Linked DNA regions of Homo sapiens: region 2 is linked to region 1. A link is a contact called in ENCODE Hi-C data. All regions are on one chromosome and are shown on one strand. The core of a region is the stretch at or near the end of the contact, and the rest is flanking DNA. Distances in the headings are between cores, read along the strand shown.

Region 1 (5,231 bases), core at 2,297-4,796:
ATCTTTAAATAAAAAATAGACTTTGTTGCTCTGTACCAATTAGTAGGCCCATCCTTCCAAGCCCTCTTGTAATATGTGGAGCTTCATGTTTACACAGAGTAAAAGAAGCATGTCTATTTTAACAGATTAAACTTTGGTTTGAAAATGATCAAAATAAAGCTTGGAATACTACGCTGATCAAATTTCCCTAAAAGTTGTATCAATAAATCATATTCCCCCTTTTTTCTCCCTCAACTCTTTTCCTGGAAATTAATATATCTTATTATGCTTTATTGGAAGATGCAAAGACCATGGCCCAGCACCTTTCTATGCATCATTCTAATGTTGGTAGCTCATTACCTAAATTGAAAACAAAACCAAAGAGCAAAACAAAACCTCGAGGTTACTAGCTCTGGGATCTTGAGTAAGTCACCTTTTCTACCTTGTTTCCTCAGCTGTAAAATGAGGATTAATGGTAATACCTACTTGACAGAGTTAAGAGGATTAAAGTAAATTGAATAATGTATAAGAAACTGCCATATGAACCATAAATTCAATGATTATAATGATGATTGTGATGGTTTGCAAGGCCACAACTCCATTTGTAATCAACATACAAAATCAAATATCTAAATGTGCAACACTCAAGTAACCAGAGGCTTTTTATATTTATAAATGGTGTTGAAAATTTTAAGTTTCCCAGATTTCCAGGTTTCATCTTTTTCCCATGGCAGAAAAGTCTAGGTTGGATAAGGTGGTTTCTGTCATTTTAAGATATGCTGAAACTTTTTCTCACTAGATTTGGTGCTTTCTCTGCTGACAGTGGGCACAGGGAGCCAGAATCTAGGACTGCACTTGGCTTGGTGGGAACCAGTCCTGAGCTGCCTTCCTCCTTGGGGAACAACATTAGTCTCAGATTCTAACACCAGGGTTCGCTTTCTCAGGCAAAGGACGGTAGTGCAATACGGAAGCTAGGGATATGCATTCCTTCTCCCTCCCCTACTGAACCTGCGTCTCCTTCAACCTTGTCTTTCAGGCTCCTTTTCAGGGCAATATGGAAGTCTCTGTGCTCAAAGTACCCTCCATCCTCCATTGCTTATTGCTCCACTAATTTCCAATTTGGTGGAGTTAAAAAGAAATACCTCTGGTGGCCTTAAAGTCAAAGGAAGCTGTGTGGTCCTTCTCACCAAAACCTGGCTGTGGCAAAGCTGAACAGAATGAACAGAAGTTTTGAGTCATTATGGGAAGGGGAGGGGCAAACCATCCCTAGGGAGTTTGGAACAAAGTGCTTTAAGCAGCACCCAAGCACTGGGTAGCAGGGTGGGAGGACATAAGGGGTCAGGAGGTAGAAGTGAGGCTCAGATATGAGGCCCTCAGATAAACACCTCTCTTTCACCTGCATCCAGTTTTACCAAGTGCCCACTCTTGTCTCCTTCCTGCCTCCTTAGATAACAAGAGCAGCACCACTGGATGCTAGGCCAAGAAAAACGCTTGCCATCCTCACAATCATCCTCTTCCCCATTTGTTATGTTCTTACTGGGTAGCAGGCACTGTGCTAAGCACTTTATACTCATTGTTCATCAAATTATCACAACACCATAGATATCATTAGCCTATTTTGCACTTGAGAAAACTGGGGTCCAAAAGTTTGATAACATATTCGTGGTCACACAAATGGTAAGCACAGAGCTGGAATTTGAGGACAAGCCTGTCTGACTCCAGGGATTCTAAGCTCTTAATTATTAGGAGACATTGACACTCATTTAACTCTTCTCTTTTCTTTTATTTCCCCCACCTATCCACCTCCCAACTTCCTTCAGCCAAATGAGGCCAGTTTACATAGCCACCTTCTGAGAAAAGTTACCACAGATGGTTTCTGCTTCATAAGTTGCTGGGTTGGTTTTGTGGCCAACCTTGTGTCCTGAGACCTTATGATCTTGGCCACAACAGATTGTTCCAACAACTGCTGCTTAAGCCAAAGTCAACTATAGGCTGGACTTGCATTATCTCATTTAATCCTCATAACAAAGCTTTAAATTAAGTACTAATACCAACTGCATTTTACAAGCGGGAAAACTGACATTCAGATAAGTTAACTTACCTGCCTAAGGTGGGACAGCTAGTAAGAAGCAGAACTATGATTGGAAGGTAGGTTTATCTGAATGCTTGAACACTGTTCTACCTCCCATTTTTTCAGAGATCAATAGAGTTGGCCTGGAACAAGAGATGCCCTTGAATGCAAGTTGTAACAACTGAGAGAAATTGCCCAGACACTGCAACGGGAGTTGCCAACAAAGTAACAGAGTCAGAGAAGAGCTGAGTCTTGGGAATGAAAAAGTGATGAGGGGATGACTTCCACAGTGGGTATCCGGTCATTTGGGCTGCTGCTCTGCCCTCATCAAAGTGATTTCCACTCTGTGAGTCTCTGATATGCAGCTATAGAACCTGTTGCCTGTTTCCTAATTTATCCATGTGGGCCTGTCACCCTCATCACCTCAGGTAACAAAGTCCAGTCCTTATTACTTTGTGCCTCACACATACACTCCCTTAGGCCTAAACTCCCTGCAACGCCACTCCTGCCAAACCCCCATGATTGTCCTGGCCTGATGGAGTGAAGTAATGAGAGACTTGAAGCTTTGTAGACCTGAATGCTCATATCTTGCCACTACCCCAGCCTCCAGCTTTACTTCCTCCTCCAATGGGTAGCTCTCTCTCCTCCTTCCTCATTGTCTGCCAGCCTGAGGGAAAAGAGTACTGAGGCCGATAGGTGTTTTCCAAAAGGCTCTGGGTGCACTGGATGTACACCAGATGTTTCCTGCGACAACAGCAAGACAAAGGCAGTGGGCATGCAGAAAGCCATATAGCAATTGGTCTCTGGAACTGCTACTTCCTGGGTCCACAAGGTCTTGGGGTGACTAGGAAACACAGCCTGAGTTTTTCTCCCCAGGCCTTCACACTCTACAGTTAGCCCCATTCTCTACACAAGACAATGGAGCTCATAGGAGTCCCCATGTCTCTGAGCTTGGCTAGGGCAAACAGTTAGAGAGTGGCTGCTGGTGAGAGACAGTGCTGAAAATGCTGGCAGCAAGCCATATAAGACATTTTTAGTGGCCCCATAATGTCTATATACTCTAAGGAACTTGTATTTGTGAGCAGCTGGTGCTACATCATTAGATGTCATATGTGACAGGCTGTTCCAAGAAAGATCCAGGATACAAGAAGCTGGATTTCCTGACTTCAGTGTCCCTGGGTTTTTAATGCCTACCCTATCTTATGGGTAATTTGGCAAATGGTCAAATTGCTACACTGATCTTTTCTACAATCAAAAAAAAAAAAAAAAGAACAAGCAAAGCACCTGATTATACAAAGCATCTTACTACATTCCTCCTGCAGGAAGGCAGGATATAGTAATCGAAAGAGACAAAAGAAAAAAAATGACTAGGAACCTATATTTTTGCATAGATTTTCTACCCGCTTTCACCCCCACCTCTTCCCAGGCCACCTGCTATTCTAGTTCTTGGTCACCAATTTTGCCTCATCTTAAAATTTGTTCCTCTTTCCCATAATCAGTAGTAACTAGAAGCTGAGTTCCCCAGGCAACCATAAATACTTGTTATTCTTTTTGCCACGTGACTTGCCCTAAAAATAAATTCAAATATTTTTCCTACCATCAAAATGCCAGGAAGAATTGGATACTGTCTTGAAGAAGTGGACACTGTTTTTTTTTTTTTTATGCCTACCTGTGAAATAGAGCAGGCCTAATGCTACTTAGCCAAAATTTTTAGGAATCCTAAGAAAGTCCTAACACAGAAGGTAATATAAAAACCTGGGTGTTATCCTATCTTGAAAATGGGACAAGCAAAGAAGGGGTTGGGAAAAGAGAATTAGAACAAGCTGATACACACATGCTCACACAACCCAGACCAGTATAATTTGTTTTTCTTTTTAGAAAGAGAGTAGCAAAGAAAAGAGTGCGTGTTTGCTCTGAAGTTTAGTCAAGATTTTGCCACTTTCTTTGAAATGCCCCCTTGATGTGCCAGCCAAGGACCCTTAGAGACCTCCATTTGAAGCTGAAAGTACTTGAAGCCAATTAATGAAAAAGATTTGCTTTCCAGTCTCATGTGACTCTGGGGTGGATGACCTTTTGGAAATCATGGACAAAGTCTCCATTTAGAGCTCCTACAGAGTGATGACCCCACTATACAAATCACTGTGAATTAGGGAGCTTCCAAATTAAACAAGATTCAGCAAATAGAACAGCGACAATGGTAACAATGCTACTCATAAAACTACATTTAGATGCTCTCAAAAACAGTTTACAAAATTCATTTTTGTCCACTCTCTTTTTTGATCCTCAAAGAAACTCCCTAGGAGACAACGGATACATACACTACACACACACACACAAACACACACACACACCGCTTCCATTTTATAGGTGTGCAAAAGCTGAAGCTAAAGAGCAAAGCAACTTGCCCAACCTGTATGTTGCTGAGTGTAAAATTCAACCAAGCCTTCTACTTCTAGCTCAGTATCTTTTTAACCCAGACATTCTCCTCCCATGCCTCCATCCCATTATCCCCAAGAATCCTGAAACCAGTAGTTATCCAGATGACCAGGAGCTGAAAACGCAGCCTTAGAACTTTTAGAGAATCAATTCAAAAATAGATAAAAGAATAGAAAAACTGTTGGGGTTGGGGGAACAACAGGAAGAGCTGAGATGAACTAATGCAGGATGAAATCAATAAGGCAAGGGGGAAAATTCTCTCTTCCTTTTTCCTTCACATCTTCCCTGTTCATCACCACCTAGCCTAGGCGCCAGGACTTCCTCAAATTGCCCTAACTCTTTTGCCCAATACTGGGTTGTTTTTACCAGGTTCACGTGATAGGCTCTGAAAATATTTTAGCTAAACCTTCTGATTAGCCAGGAGCATGTTTCCAATTTTTTCTTGGAACTACTAGCCCCAGTCATATTCATTTTTACTACCTCCTTTGACACATGTTCCTTATATGACATAGTCTCTGCATCCTTCCTCATTCTGGACATACCTACCCAGTTTGACAATGTCTCACTTCAGATGTGATACAAAAAAGGAAATATACTACCCATAAAGTGATTTTCAGTTCTTCACTCAATAAATCAACCAAAAAGTAAATAAATATATACTGAATCACAGGAAACATTTTAGAATGATAGAATGCTCTATATCTTAATAGGGCAATTTAAAAATTGTTGTTGTAGGGGTAAACAA
Region 2 (5,246 bases), core at 1,272-3,771, 910 kb before region 1:
GTTGATATGGAAAGTCTGCCAGGATTTATAAAAAGAAAAAACTAAGATACAGAAGAATGTGTATAGTATAATGTGATTTAGGTATGTTTTAAAAAGAAATATATTTATGTTGGTATATGCATTACTTTTTTTCCTGAAAGGATATACAAAAAACTGTTGATAGTGGTTACCTTTGGGTGGATGGAGGACATTTGGAACTTTTTGTTTTAGACATTTCTCCAGTGTTTTAATTTTTCTGTGTTCATGTGTTACTTTTTGTTGTTTGTTTGAGACAGGGTCTTGCTCTGTTGCCCAGGCTAGAGTGCAGTGGCACCATCATAGCTCACTGAAGCCTCAACCTTCCAGGCTCAAGCGATCCTCTCATCTCAGCCTCTTGAATAGCTGGGACCACAGGCATGCACCATCATGCCCGGCTAATTAAAAAAAAAATTTATTTTGTAGAGATAGGATCTCACTATGTTGCCCAGGCTAGTCTCGAACTCCTGGACTGAAGCAGTCCTCCCCTTGTCCTCCCAAAGTGTTGTGATGACAGGCATGAGCCACCACACCCAGCCTGTTTTACTTTTAGTTAGGAATTTTGAAGAGAAAAATGATAGACTCTAGAGGAAGATGTTGGGCTTGCACTCAGATAATCCAAGTAGGGTACACTTCAAGTTAAGTTCGCGTGTACAGACCTGGTGGCCTTTTTCCTTAGCTTCATTAGGGTGATGTGATAAGTGGAAGCAACATGGTATTGGTTTGTGTTATTGCTGTAATGACTGCACCGTCACTCACTCGGGGTGGGCTAATACCTATAACGAGAGAACAGCTACTTATCACGGAGTCATATTTTGACTCTTGTCAAATTTAGGCTGATGTCTTCTTAGGTTACTACAATCTTTATGACAATCAGTAAGAGAATAAGGGTGTGTATTTCCAGATTACAGAAACTGGTTGAGCCACCTGAGGCAATTCACTTGGCCACTCTGTATCTATTTTTGTTCTCTTTAAAATGCTTATGGGAAAAATATGTTGACATCTCAGACATTTACAACCATGAAATTTCTTAATTCCAACTATGTGTGATTTTACATACCTTGCATTTCATTACTGGGTCTCGATCTAATATTTTTCCAAATCCTATCAAGGTATGGTAGTGTATTCACTTCAGCTAACAAATTATCCTTCACAATAGAATTTTAAATGAAACTTTAAATGCATTAATAATAACTTTCTGTTTATGGACATTAGCTCAAGTTGAGTCTTAGGAGTATATCACATTATACCATTATCTGTGTGGATATGAAGGAATGTATGTATTTAACATTTTACATGTACTGTTTACTATGGTCTGCATGAAGATTTATGCATGTGGGTTCATAGAAAGATAATGGGGGCAGAGGAAATGGGGGTAAATATGCATTACAGAATGGGTTTGTTAATTTCCCTGTTATTACAGGATGTTTTCGCAGCTTTTCAATTTGGTTTCCACCAGCCATTCACATGACCCAGAGTAGGTCTGAGATGGCCCAGGAAAGAGGATGATTTAATGCCTTAAATGATTCTTGATCTGCCCATTGGAGAAATTATTGAAACCACAATAGGGCTTGTCATATGGTCTTCATTCTGGGCAGAAAATTTTCAGTTTCAGCCAGTTTGGTAAAATTTAGACTGAAATAGGACAGTTGGTTTTCTAAGACACAGAAAAATTAACAAAATCAGTAATTGATCAAAATTGCCTGTTCTGTGGGGAAAAACTTGGGGACTTTTAAAATTTTCACTGTTTACGTTTAGAAAAACAATACTGGTCTCTTACTGACAATGTTTTATGTGTGGTAGATGCCTAGTAAATGGTGGTTGGATGGATGACTGGAGGAGTGAGTATATTCATGAGTTATTATCCATTTTCCTAACTCTTGGGACCATTTTGAATGTCCCAGTTGCAGAAAAGATGTCCCTCCCATGAGCATCTTATGTAGAGGCTTGATGCCCTTTGGATTGTCAACCATTTCCATGGAGCAAATTTGTCTTCGGTAACATAGGGTGTTTCTAAACAGAAAATTACTCTTCAAGTTCAAACAGGAGCCTACACAGCACATGTATTTTTCTGTGTCCATACTTAAAAATGTGCCAGATACAACAACCTGTCCCACAGAAGAATTAAGTATGCCAGTCTAGGAGCTAGTTAACAATTGGAATTGTTAGTTCCTTGGGATATGTATAGGTCTGTCTCTGCAGAGATTAAATTGGCTGTGTCTTTTTTTTTTTTTAAAGGAGAGCATAAAAGTGAGGCAATCTATAGAGTTTTGGAGGAAACCTCTAGAATTGGGTTAGTCATTTTGGGAATTCCTTGGTACTTTTTCTTCTGGGTTTATAACTTCTGAATATGTGCATCTTCTCCATCACCATTAAGAAGTCAGACCATCTTAGGTTCTTATTTAAGAAAATGCTGGTTGAATATGCCTATTTTGTCTACCAGCTTGCCAGTTTCACAGACTGCTGGTTTACTCTCCAACATCTGATAACACAGGAAATAGCGGGGGAGGCTGATGATGAAATGAAAATGCTCTACTTTTAAATTAGACTAAAATAAGTTTCTTTTTACATGTACAGCTAATGTTTGAGGCTGTAGTTGCAGTTAAAGCTTGCAATAAGATAGGAAGGACGTTCATCATAACTAGCAGATAGAATAATATTAGCACTAGCAGTTGACTCGGCTTTTAGAGCATGTGAAATGTGGGAAAACATTTCTGTTGCAGGATCTGGCATTTAGTATTCCAAACAGAACCAACCTGTTAACTTGTTCTGAACCAGGGTTTTCCTTTTATTTTCTAAAATTTTCTGAATATCCTTGCTCAAAGCCTGAGTTTGTTGCCAGAAAAGATCTCTGACTGTGATTGTGTTTTTGTGTTATAGATTTTTTTCTGGAAAAATGTAATGCTGAAATAACTGTATAGTTATTTGGCAGACTAAATATTTATTTTTATTTTGTAGTCACTTGAATTAGGAATCCCCGTAGGTTATAGAAATCCTTTAAAACAGTGTTTTGCCCTAGTCTTTCCCATGGTCCGGGGCATGCATGTGATTAAAACTTGCCCATACTCTGCAAAACAATCTAGCTTTAGAGTCTTTGATGGGGAAACAGAGGCAAGAAGCCATTGAGTCAACAAGATGGAAATATGGAATATGAACATTAGAAAAGGGCCAGTGCAGCACTTTGGGAGGCTGAGGCGGGAGGATTGCTTGAGCCCAGGAGTTTGAGACCAGCCTGGGCAATATAGCAAGACCTCCATCTCTACAAAAATAAAGTAAAATAATTATCTAGGCGTGGTGGCATGCACCTGTGGTCCCAGCTACTTGAGAGACTGAGGTGGGAGGATCGCTTGAGCTCAGGAATCCAAGACTTCAGTGAGCTAGGACAGCCCCACTGCACTCCAGCCTAGGCAACAGAGGGAGACCCTGAAAAAAAAAAAAAAAAGAAAGAAAGGAGGGAGAGAAGGGAAGCGAAGGGGAGGGGAAGGGAGGGGAGGGGAGGGAAGGGAAAAGGAAACTTTGGGATCATCTGGACTAATCCCTTTAGTTTAAAATGAACAAAGTAGGACCCAGAGGGGTTAGATGACTTGCCCAGTATTACACAGTTAGTGGCATAGATGAGACTGTAAATTTATGTTTATATTCATCAAATATTTATTGAGTTTATGGAGTGTCTGCCATGGGTGCAGCACTGTGCAAGATCCAGGGGAGACTTGATGAAAAAGTCAGATGCACCCCCTGCCATTGTGAAGTTTATGTGTCCTAGCAGGAGAGGGACACTAAACAGTGTTACCCTATTACTTAATGCCAGGAGTATCCAGAGGTATGAAGGATGCTCCCTTTGAATCATAAAGCAGACCTGAGATATCATGGGGGCCTCTTTGATAGGTCCTTACAGCATCCTTTAAAGAAAAAAATGACTGTCCTGAGCAACCATCTTGAAAAAGAGAAGAAAAGGCCCAGCTTGTAATTATGGCAAATGTTACATGCTTGGCTATTTAATGGTATCCTAGAGCCCAGGTTAACTATGGCTTTCAGGCAGGGCAGTCATTTTTTCATAGTAGTAATTAGGACTATCTAAACTTTTAGAGTAGCTTTATTCAAGCACTTAATTTTAAAATTAGCATTTTACTTCTTAAGTTTGTAGACAGCAGTGATGCTGATGTGCATATATTAATATGTTCCCGCAGTTTGCAGATTTTACATTCTAAATGTGTGTCTGTTGCAAAGTAATAAGGATCAATATAAAATTCTGCACAGAGTCCAACAGTTGCACAAGAACAGGATAAAGGGATATGTATTTTAAGAGTAGCATATGTAAGATCTGGTGGCTTTAGTTGAAGACATGAGTCAACAGAGCAATGTCACTTCCAAGAAAGTGTTACGTGAAGGTTTATGAACAGAAGTATTGGCATCAGAGAAGAAGCTCTTCCTCTACCCTGCATTTGTCAGCTTATCTGGAGAAGTATTCAACATTTTAGTGGCAGGCTGAACGAGGAGTACACACACAAATCATCCATCCATCCATCCATCCATCCATCCACTCATCTATCTATCCAACTATTCATCTTTCCATCTATCCATCCAGTTATCCATCCGTCTGTCCATCTGTCCAGCCATCCATTCATTTATTCGCCCATTTTGTTTATTGTCCCTTTAACAGAATGGAAGCCTCCCTCAGAAGAGCAGGGTGGGGTGGGAAGTTGGGGGGATTGCTCACTGCTGTCTTCCTGGGGCCTGTAACAGTACTTGACATGGCAGGCCCTCAATAAATTGTTGAACGACTGAATAGAATGAATGTGAGAATTTCAAATTCTGTCAGATGAGAAATAGTTGAAGGAAGTGAACTTGTTGTAAAGAAAAGTTTTATTGGAGCCACGAGAACTATCAGAGTTTTGAAGGCCTGTCACATGGAAGAACAGAGGGGCAGGGCCTTTTCTATGTTTCTACAGTGGACAGGGCAAGGAGCAATGGATGAAAGCTGCAACAATGGCAGGAATGGCAACAAGGCAGGTTTAGGAAGCCCTCATAATCTGAAGACAACTGATCCTGGGAAAAGCTCATTTAAGGTAGATACAATTAAGCCTGGGTTAAAATTTCATAGTAAATACAAAAATAAATTCTTGATTGGGACTTTTATTTTGAAAAACAAAACTGAACATTAAGAAAATAAGTTTATTTATTATATTAACACAGTTTTGATTATAATTTCAGCTATAGGCTAATTCTGCAGT

Evidence for each region. Hi-C counts contacts between places; a loop is a spot of excess contacts on that map. Pooled maps may share reads with other maps.
Region 2: a loop to region 1 is called in a map with no recorded cell type, with 2.1 times the contacts of the local background. The contact joins two enhancer-like sites. A Hi-C loop is called at or near these places in 2 of 37 single-sample maps with no recorded cell type and 3 of 50 pooled maps.

What each region holds. Positions count from the first base shown.
Region 1 is chr10:95,782,191-95,787,421 of GRCh38, reverse strand. All of the region lies in intron 1 of ENTPD1 (ectonucleoside triphosphate diphosphohydrolase 1), which reads right to left. ENTPD1-AS1 (ENTPD1 antisense RNA 1) reads left to right here. Exons shown (of 6, transcript NR_038444.1): 5 at 2,177-2,396. Among named protein-coding and RNA genes, the nearest start is that of ENTPD1, 29 kb to the right of the region's middle. RefSeq lists a silencer at 1,883-1,962. Within about 2 kb of position 3,546, at least 3 of the 41 ENCODE cell types and tissues checked have a DNase peak (open chromatin) inside an H3K27ac peak, as active enhancers do.
Region 2 is chr10:96,692,751-96,697,996 of GRCh38, reverse strand. The region is part of intron 2 of PIK3AP1 (phosphoinositide-3-kinase adaptor protein 1); the gene reads left to right. Among named protein-coding and RNA genes, the nearest start is that of PIK3AP1, 25 kb to the left of the region's middle. RefSeq lists a silencer at 2,439-2,488. Within about 2 kb of position 2,521, at least 5 of the 41 ENCODE cell types and tissues checked have a DNase peak (open chromatin) inside an H3K27ac peak, as active enhancers do.